2 separate regions of the Homo sapiens genome follow, and region 2 is linked to region 1. A link is a loop called in an ENCODE intact Hi-C map of the cell type or tissue named here. Cell type or tissue: Calu3. All regions are shown on one strand. Links, peaks and the distances in the headings refer to the core of each region. The heading gives the core; the rest is flanking DNA.

Region 1 (5,387 bases), core at 55-5,054:
GATGCTGACCTGTCCTCACTCTAGAAGGTAACACAGATGCCCATACTGAGGATACATATAGGTTCCAAGCATATGCTTCTGTTTCTAAATGATGGACACACCAGTCAGTTAAATAACTAAAATATTGATTTTTAATAATATTGATTTTTGTTGTTTATTTATATAGTAAATCCCATAGAACAGCATCAGGAACTCTCCTAAGAGAATATGTTTTCAAAACCTGTGTTGACTACTATTTTGTGTAAAGATTGAGCGATAAATTCAACTTGAATTACAACTTGGTATCTGTCTATAGCTTCCACCTCTCAAATCAATCAAACGTTGGTGCAAGAAGACAGATTCCTGAGGGATATGAGGTGGACGTCCCAGAGAATAAATACTATACAATATATCAGGCCTATCCCTTTCATAAAATAGAGAGAATAGCTTAATTGGAAGGAAATAGATCCATATTTATCCTATTACCCAAGGCCTAATAGCCTGTTTGAATGTGTTCCCTTTGAGGGCAGTCACTCTTGGATGCCTGTTGATCTCACCCACATGTTAACAGTCTCCTGGTTTCCCAATTCTAAATTCTCTATTTCTAGAGGTCCCCAGGGTGGGCGACATGTTCTCATAAAGGGTTTTCTTGTTTCCCTTCAGCATGCTGGTTGAAATCCTATTCCTTTAAACAGCTTCTGCACATTGTTGCCTCCAGAGTCCTCAGTGAGAACAAAGATATCCACCTGGGGGCTCAAGGTGGAACCTGGTTCCATCCTCCCCAAACTGTGAGCTGAGGGGCTTGGGGGTGCCAAGACAGCACTGTGATCCTCTCAGGCCTCATGGAAGTGAAGCAACAATGGTATGTTTTACACAAAAATAGGATGCCCCAGTTTCCTCAGGCTGGCATACAAGTGGACTCTGAAATAGTACTGCTCATATCCCAAACATTCCAGAATCCTCTCACAAAGCAAGACAAACCAGTCATGAAGCTGCACCTACCAAGCATTGGGTGGTTTCTCCTCTGCCAGGCTTCACTCCCTCCCTACATCCTCTCACACAAAGTGAGATGATGAAAAATAGATGCCTGACTGTTAAACCACAACTACAGCTAGGCAGCGATTAGCCAGGAAATTGCAGAATAATGTCTAATGTGTGTTGAGTACCTAAGTTAAACCAGGCACTAAGTACCTGATGGGCTTGAATCCTGGCTCTGTCACATCTAGCTGTGTGACCTTAGCAAATTTCTAACTCCTCTATGCCCCCTTTTCTTCAGCTGTAAGATAGAGATAATAATAATAACAATGATCCCTGTTTCATAGGGTTGATGTGAGGACTAAAGGATTCAGATATAAAGTGCTTAAGATAATGTCTGATACGTAATAAGCATGACATTTTCAGCTGTTATTGCTTCTCTCAATAACCCTCTAAGGACTAATATTATTTTCAATTTAGAGATGAGAAAACTAAGGTATAGAGAAGTAATGTAACTTATCCAAGGTAAGCCAACTAATTGATAATAGAGCTGGGAGTCAAATGCAAAGATGCCAGCACTAGAGTCCAAGCTCTTCACCACCACCCTCTTGCCCTGTTATGTTCTCCCACCCTCCACCTCCACCAAAAATCAGTTCTATTAAAAGTCTTACATAATTCCCAGTTGAATTTTCTACGTGATTCTCTTCAGTTTCCTCTAGTGGGGCAGAGAGGGAACAAGAAATAGTAAATAAGCCGGGCACAGTGGCTCACGCCTGTAATCCCAGCACTTTGGGAGGTCGAGGCGGGTGGATCACGAGGTCATGAGATTGAGACCATCCTGGCCAACATGGTGAAACCCCGTCACTACTAAAAATACGAAAATTAGCCGGGCGTGGTGGTGGGTGCCTGTAGTCCCAGCTACTGGGGAGGCTGAGGCAGGAGAATCGCTTGAACCCGGGAGGTGGAGATTGCAGTGAGGCGAGATTGTGCCACTGTACTCCAGCCTGGCGACAGAGCGAGACTCCATCTCAAAAAAATAAAATAAAATAAACAAACAACAACAAAAAAGATAGTAAATAAAGAGCCCCCACTCAGCAAAGCTTCTAGCAGTACCCTTTGCAAAGATGTCTTCTCTCAAAGGCATTTATTATCCATTTTTAAACAACTAATGCTACGTTTCTAACATCTGTAATCACCAGTGACCATTCCTCTAATTTTTTGCCCTGTGTTATTTTATTTATTTAATGCTCCAGCACTAACACTGCCTTCCCCTCCGGCTTCCCCACTGTGGTTGGGCGGCTGTCCTTAACTTTCTTCTTTTGGACTTCATTCCATCAGGTAAGCTGTAACCAAAGCTCTGAACCATAAAACTTGGGCAGCCCTCCCCCTAGTGGTGATGCAGAGAATATCATAAAATTTCATAGTTTACAAAAGATTCACCATCAAAACCTACTTATTCCTTTGAAAGTCATTACAGAAAGAAGCAGCAGACGAGTGGGGAATACCAAGTGACAAGGATGGAATAGGTTAGGATGCCCCTTAAAAGCTTAGGCACTTCAGTCACCTGGAGGATAAATAAAAAACAAGATTGAAGAGGGAGGGGGGAAAAAAGCTCAAGTTTACAAGGGAGGTGCTTGTCATACATACAAAGTTCTTAAGTCAAAAGGGAGAAAGTTGTGTTAGGAAGTCGGATGAGAAATAAAGGAAGGCCACTGAGACTGGAATGCAGAGAAGAGAGAATTAGGCCAAGCCAGCACATGCAAGCTCTTCTTGGCAAAGTTTAGGATTGGAGTCTCATGTCTAAAAGCAGTGGGAAGCAAGTAAAGGTCTTTCATCAAGGAAGCTACACGACCAGACTAGAATTTTTTGCAGATTCCTAAAATCATATCTAATCATGCCGAGGTAGCAGTAAGAGTCATTTCCAATCCAGTGATTTTGTTTTCCCCATTATCTTCATTTTATATTGCAGGTCACAGGCAAGACTAAACCAACAGCAGTAGAGACCTGCTGTCTTAGCAGAGACAGAAAAAGAAATTCTTTTACTGGGAAGCAAGGGATATTTCTAACTCAGCATTCCCTGCTGGGTAGCTGTCAGCTCCGTCTGGAAATGGTGAAAGTTACTGATCAGAATAACAAGTAATAATTTCTTGGTAATCTTCCCCTCTGTGAAGGGAAAAACAATAAATGTTTCTCTGTAGTTACAACACACTTGTTTATCCATTTATTTATCCAAATGGCTTGGGAGTCTCAGAGGAGCCTGACATTTGATGGTGCCAAAGCTCTATCCATCCTTAGCCCTTTCTCCATGAAACCTTCCCAGCTGTGATCTGACTCTTTTTTCTCTGCTCTCCTACAGTAACTGATATCACTGCTTTGAGTCTAACAGTCAAATCTTATTTAAAATGACCAAAAGAGAAACTGTGAGTTCCCCTCCCCACTCAACCTGCTCACATAGGAAGAGCACCAGGTAGAGATGAAGGCAGAAATGGGGCGATGCATCTACAAACCAAGGGGGGCCACGGATTTCCAGCAACCACCAGAACCTAGGAGAGAGGCAGTGTCCTAGTCCACTTGCGCTGCTGTAACAGAATACGAGTCTCAGTAGTTTATGAAGAACAGAAATCTATTTCTCACCATTCTGGAGGCTGGGAAGTCCAAGATCAAGGAACCAGCAGGTTCAATCATCTGGTGAGGGCAGCTCCTCCGGAGGGGAGGAGTGCCATGTGCTCACGTGGCAGAAGTTGTATGGGACTGAATGCTGTGTGAAGCCTCTACCATACAGGACTTAATTGCATTCACAAGAGAGGAGCCCTCAGGGCCTCATCAGCTCATCAGCTCTTAAAAGCCTCACCTCTTAATACTGTCCCGGGTGCGGTGGCTCACACCTGTAATCCCAGCACTTTGGGAGGCTGAGGCGGGTGGATCACGAGGACTGGAGATAGAGACCATCCTGGCTAACATGGTGAAACCTCGTCTCTACTAAAAATACAAAAAATTAGGCTGAGGCGAGAGAATGCTGTGAACCCGGGAGGCAGAGCTTGCAGTGAGCCAAATAGCACCACTGCACTCCAGCCTGGGCGACAGAGCAAGACTCCGTCTCAAAAAAATAAATAAATAAATAAAGTAAATAAATAAATACTGTCACATTGGCAGCCCCTCAATTTTGGAAAGGATCCATTCAAACCATAGCATGAAGCAGATTCTCTCTCACAGACCTCAGAGGGCATCAATCCGAGCAACAGACAGCTTGATCTCAGACTTCTAGCCTCCAGAATCATGAGAATAAATTCTGTTGTTTAAACCACATAGTTTGTGCTACTTTGTTAATATAGCTCTAGAAAGCTAATACAGACTTTGGTCCCAGCCTCCCTCATCTAAGGAAATGTCAACACTCTGTCCAAAAAAACAAGGTCAGAAAGTTAAGAGTCATCCTTGACTTGCCAGTTCCCTTACACACACACACACATACACACACACACACACACACACACACACACACTCCTCTCCATATCCAAACCATTAATGAGTAGCCCATCAATGAGTAACATTGACCCTTTCCTTCCATTTCCATCCCTACCCCTTAGTTTAAGCCTCTATTACTTTTTTCCTGAGCTACTACTAAAGATTGTGTTAGTTTCCTGACTTCCTGTTTAAAGCCTTCCAGTGGTTTTCATCACATTTAAAATAAAATCCATACTCATCCTAATAGCCTGCTAGGACACACGTGACATTGTCCTGTTCATTTATTTGGCTTTATCTCTTATCCTCCTAACTCCTCATCCTTCAGGACACTAACTCTTTTCTTTTTGGCTAAAGACCATCAAGCCTATTCTCACCTTCAGGGCCTTTGCACTAGCTGTTCATTTGAGTCTGGGGTGTTATTTATCCAGGTATTTGCATGGTTGGCTTCTTCTAGTCCTTCAGACCTTGGTTCAAATGGCAATCTCTTCAATGAGGCTCTCCCTGATTACCTAATCTGAAGTAATTCATCAGTCCCCCTGTGTCACATCATCATTTTACTTTCTACTCGGTACTTTCTGTTATTTACTATTTTATTTTTGGTCAATTGAAAGTATTGATTGAGCTCCTGCTCTGTGCTGGAAGCTCTTCCAGGCCCTTAGGCATATAATGCCGAAAACACAAACACCATCCTTGTTCTCAAGTTTACATTCCAATAAGAGTAAACGGATAAATCACTTTTCCCTCTGTTTCTCTGGTTTATTTACTTTTTAATTGTCTGCCCATTCCTCTCCCACTAGAATATAAACCAGAAGACATCAGGGTCCTTTTCTGCCTTGTTCACCTCTGTGTCTCCAAGACCTTAATCAGGTCCTGGAACATGGTTATTCCTCAGTAAATATTTATTGAATAAATTAAAGGAAAAAAAAGAATGGATGATATGGTACTTGCAACATGGCATTACAAACTTAGAT
Region 2 (5,387 bases), core at 305-5,304, 240 kb before region 1:
ACTTCTCTTTGTCTTAGCTCACTAGGTCTTTCTGATCTGTCCGTTGCCTACCTCTTCAGTCTTTCTTCTCATATTTCCCTCATACTACACTTCTGGTTTGTGACTACTGACTCCTCATTGTAACTTCACGTGGTGGAAAGAGGGCTAGGGAGCAGTCTGGGACCTCTTTTATAAGGGCCATAGTCTCATTTTTTAGGACTAATGACCCAAATTACCTCCAAAAGGCTTCACCTTCCCACCATCATATTGTGGAGTGAGATTTTACCACAATTTCTTCTGGGGGGACACAAACATTCAGTCCTTTATGGTAGACATCCAGGCCATGTGAGAGAGGAGCAAAGGAAATGATAGGGTAGAAGGAGGAGAATATGGGAAACAGCTTCAGATAAGTATTGTAAGAAATGGGTACAGGAACTGACTGACAAAGGACCACAGAAGAACTGTGGAGAAATGCTAAGGAGCTGGGTGACGCTGGAGATCATAAATGACTGATCCTAAATTAAAAGCTATTGCTTAGAGCATAGTCTTAATTTTTTTTTCTATATGGAATATGAAGAAAAACTGTTAGGAAAAATGAATACAAAAGGTAAAATAATGCTCATTGATAAGATAATCATTATGCTTGTTGTATTATATAAATTATACAAACTTCATGGAAACTATTTGAATAGATATTATTTCTATTTATTCAGATGAAGAAGCTGAGGCTAAAGGTTTTTCATAAATCATCTAAGATCACATTTGTAGCAATTGGCGTAGCTGGGATGGAGTCCTGGGCAGACTAGAGCTAACCTTATGCTATTGGCAGACACATACTTATTATACCAAATCTTCATTTATACTGCTGGTAATGGTTTACTATCAGCCTTTGTTGTACTGGGGTGTTTTCCCCTTCATCAGTTTTGGAGTATTTGATCTACTTCTATTGAGTTTGGTTTGAATGCAAAAATTAAAATAAATGCTTTTGTCTTTGTCAGCAGAGAGGAATATTCCAAAGTGAAGGACACTTTGTTATTCACAATTATGATTCTTTCCTCTGTTCTCTCTCTCCCTTTCCCTTCCACTCTCTGTACACACACATGTGATTCTTATTATTCACAGTAGTTGTGTTCTATGAAGTCTCCACCAACACTGAGCTAATGGGCACTGAACTTTCCTAAGGGAAAGGAAAGGTCAGGTTCCTGTGAGCCTCTGGTCACATTTCAATCAATCGACCAATACATAATCATGTTTTAAAGTCATCTTTTTAAATATTATTGTTGATTCATTAACATTGAACTTGCAAGCTTATCTGGAACATGTATTTTCTCTGTAAGGCACATCCCAGCCTTTGGCACATAGGAACACTAGACAGCAATTAAGCATGACACTTAAGGGCCATTTTAAAACACCAACAAAAAAGCACAAATAAAAAAAAAGGCACTAAATGGATCACAAAAAGACCCTTGTTTACAGTCAGAGCTGAAATAAGAAGGCAGAGTGTTGCTATGTCAGCCTCAGCTGGGTATTTGCATATGGTCAGATCAAAATTTTCCCACCCCATGCATGCCTAGGAATGACCAACAATCACCTGAAATATGGATTTTGTGGTTTCAAATAAATTTTAACAAGTAGACAAATTTGCAAATACAGGATCTGTGAATAATGATTGACTCTGTGTGTGTGTGTGTGTGTGTGTGTGTGTGTGTGTGTGTGTGTGTGAGATGGAAGTAAATTTTATCCCAGACACCAGCTAGTATTTCTTACTGTGTCAGAAACTGTTCCTTGACACAAACTGAAAGGACTGTGCATTGATGGAGAGTTTTATATAAAGTCTCCTCAAGAAGGATCCTTTAAAAAACTTGGAAACTACTGAAAACAACCTCTAACATATGAATTTCTCTTAAAAAAATTATATATATATATATATATGCCTCCTTTGAAATACCTCTTTTCTGCTCATTTTTATTTCTTTGCATCTCTTCCATCAGCAACATGTCAAAATGATGTCTACATTCTGTGCACATAAAGTCAATGTGCAACATTGGACTGGAAATAACTTGAAATTATTTGCTTAAAGCATTTCTGCTTTTGCTAGAACACTAGAAACTAGTTTTTGACTTTTACTTTTTAAACAATGATTGTCAGGACATGCTAATATATATTTTTGGCCAATCTTGTGGCTTATGACACTTCTATTCCTTCAATATTTTGCCTGCTACAGTCAGACATTTCACTATCCCTGGAGAACGCAGTAGCAAATAGGAAATGAACTGTGCAGCTGAAGAGAATTTGTCAGCAGTACATTCCTTTCTCCTTAAAAAACAAAGTAGAGAATGTTGGCTATTTATGCCCAGGCCTATTGTTTTTCTAATTAATCATGTTTTGTGTAAAAATTGCAATGAATGTATTTCTGCAAGACAACTGTAGTAACCATAAATGTTTGAGGTTCTCAGTGAACTTTCTCCTCAGATACTCAGAATTACCATACTGTCCCCCAGAAGTTCTATTTTCATCTATCATTCTGCAGCCAAATTGACATCTTTTGTTACAACTTGAATACAACTATTTCTTTTCCCATCCATAGCCTAAATAATTTCATAATAACAAGATTGTACTTCCATTAGGACTTGATAGTTAAAACCTCTTTTCTATCACTCTGTCCTATAGCTAGTTTCACTGAATATGAATATTATGGTAAAGGCCACTCCAAGTATATTTTTGGAGTCCACAGTATCATTGTAAGTTATCAGCACCAGTCTGTCCCCCTCCCCAGACAATGAGATCTTATTCATTAGGAACAATTCACCCCTCTAGTGGAAGAATCTGGGTATTGCAGCTTTAGCTCCAACAAATAGCTAAGCTTCAAGGCTGTAAGAGCATCTGCAGATTTTTAGAAAATTATTATTACAAGATTCCTTCTTTTTATGCTGGTTTGTTATTAAATATAACCCAATAGAGAAATCTCTTTAAAATGTTAATTTGCTTTCTTATGTTTATACACAGGGAAATGCTTAGAGCTATAAAAAGGCTGTACTAACACTGACTAATAGATTTTTGTTTACACTCATCTCCATTTTTCCCTTGTTTAAAGTCAAATAGAAATTGATTGGAAAAATGGTTTTTGGTATACTTTACAGAGTTAAACAATAATATGGGATGGTTTTTTTCCATATGTTTTCTATAAGCAGTAAGATTATTTTAAAATCAGCACTTTCGTACCAAAGTGGAAAACCATTCAGCCAAACTGAATTACAATGGGAAAACGATGATGTTACTACTCATGAATACTGGTAGCTATTGAGAGAGTAATGTGAAAATTCTGATTTCAGTTCTGCTACTGAGATGTCCTTGTCAGTATAAACGTTGGTAGTAAAAAATGCTTTCAAGATTTACTAGTCCAGAATGTCCCAAGAGGTGAAATAAATTCTCCAAGTTCACACAGCTAGTTAGTGGCCAAGCATAAGCCCATTTCTCCCGATTCTGAAACCCATAACTCTTTCTGGCACACAATCCTCATCGTTACAGCACAAGTCTGAATCCAGAGTGAATCAATTTGAATCACGCCTTGCTATGCACCACCTTGAAGATCACGGACAGCATCTTTCACCACTGTGCACCTCCCTATTCTCATCTGTACAGTGAGGGCAAGAGAGATGCCCCCTCAGAGATGTTTCAGCGAAGATGAAAATGAGATGCAGGAAAATTACTTAGTGCAGGACAAGATGCATAATAAGCACTCGGCGTGAGTTGACAATCTCTCCTATTAGTATTATTACCACTATGAGCTTTTTTTCTCTGTTTGGGGGCATTCTAAGAAGAGAATTTCTTTTCACTCCCTGGAGTAAATGTGTATGTAAATTAAGGGAAATTTAAGTCTTTGTTTTTTATTCAATTACTCATAAGTATTTCGGTGCTATAAGAGCTTTACTAATCTTACCCTTCATTTATGCAGTGATATAAGGGTGATAACAACTTTTTTAAAAGAGACTTTTAATTTTTTTTAAAGAGCATCATATGCATTGCCTCTATTAAGCCAGATTCATAAAATAATTCTAGCATAATTTAAATACTATATTAGAAACCAAAGATTATAAAGTGCAAATGAGATTTTCTTTTTTTTTTGGCTGCTGACATCATAACAGTTTTTACAGAGCGATTATCATCTCAATGGATATGGATGTCAAGCAGTCATTATCCTCAGATCATAACGAGGTGGACCATTAGTGCCTCCTTTGGAGACCTTATGGTCTAAGATGTTAATGAGCCTTTGGGGAACCCTAAATCCTTGGATGGTTGGCAGGGTACTCTAGACCATAACAGAACCTTCTTTGCAATGACAATGGAACCTGTCAATTTCTATTAAGGAGCTTCTTAATTCCCCAATCATTAAGATAGTGGAAGGACTTATTATACTAGCCTATAATTAAGGAAGCTTTCAGCCATAAATCCCTTCTGTTAAGTCCTTCCCTCTATTCAACATGGCATAAGTAAAGGGTAAGGCTCCCACAAGAGAAACTACGGAGACAACGTTGATCTGAGGGAAATCTTGCAGGATGAAGATTCTCCCTGGTTTCCTCCTATATCCCTTCAGCCCCTATTCACTTTCTCCCAAAGACACAGCATAAGTGAGGCCTCTTAAGTTAAAACTGGAGGTCTCCAACAACTGGTCTGGCAGGCATCTCTTGTCACGATTGACATTTTGATTAGACTGTGTTCGAGTATTTATGCTAGGCATTATGACAGAGAAACACAAGTTCAAAGCACCATCGTTGCCCATAAATAATTTACAGTCTTATTAGAAAGAGTGAATGATAAAGGTGCTATGATGGCATCAGAATGAAAGGCAACAACGCAGAGAGAAACAGACAATACTAGGGTGCTTTCCCCAACGATTGCTATAAAGAGTATATGCTACAAATTAATGAGAAAATAGGTGTGGAATTAGATGCTTAATGAATGTTATATCCTTTCTTATTTAGAAGAGGATAAGTTCAATGCGAACTGCTCACCATAGACTCATTCCTTTATACCTCAGTTTCTCAATAATTAAATGACTAGGATTAATACATCCTGCTAGAAAATATTACCAGTGGCCAGGCACAGTGGCTCACACCTGTAATCCCAGCACTTTGGGAGGCCGAGGTGGGCAGATCACTTGAGGTCAGGAGTTCAAGACCAGCCTGGCCAACATGGTGAAACCCCATCTCTACTAAAAATACAAAAATCAGCCAGGCGTGGTGGTAGGTGCCTATAGTTCCAGCTACTCCAGAGGCTGTGGCATGAGAATCACTCAAACCCAGGAGGCGAAGGTTGCAGTGACCTGAGATTGTACCACTGCACTCCAGCCTGGGTGACAGAGTGAGACTCTGGCTCGAAAAAGAAAAGAAAAGAAAAAAGAAAATATT

Evidence for each region. A loop is a pair of places that touch in the nucleus more often than their neighbours do. Peaks named below come from ENCODE experiments on the same cell type or tissue, not always from the same donor. Only the 100,000 strongest peaks of a DNase experiment are listed, where the experiment ranks them.
Region 2: it touches region 1 in a loop (4-fold over the local background); 5 of 110 quality-filtered maps call a loop at or near these places.

What each region holds. Positions count from the first base shown.
Region 1 is chr4:22,894,658-22,900,044 of GRCh38, reverse strand. No RefSeq gene overlaps it. Among named protein-coding and RNA genes, the nearest start is that of ADGRA3, 380 kb to the right of the region's middle. In Calu3, for the core only: a CTCF peak has its summit at 2,327 (motif pointing left); a DNase peak (open chromatin) is centred at 2,324.
Region 2 is chr4:23,133,386-23,138,772 of GRCh38, reverse strand. All of the region lies in intron 12 of LOC105374524 (a long non-coding RNA gene), which reads right to left. Among named protein-coding and RNA genes, the nearest start is that of ADGRA3, 620 kb to the right of the region's middle. In Calu3, for the core only: no CTCF peak of the experiment used is centred there; a DNase peak (open chromatin) is centred at 2,772.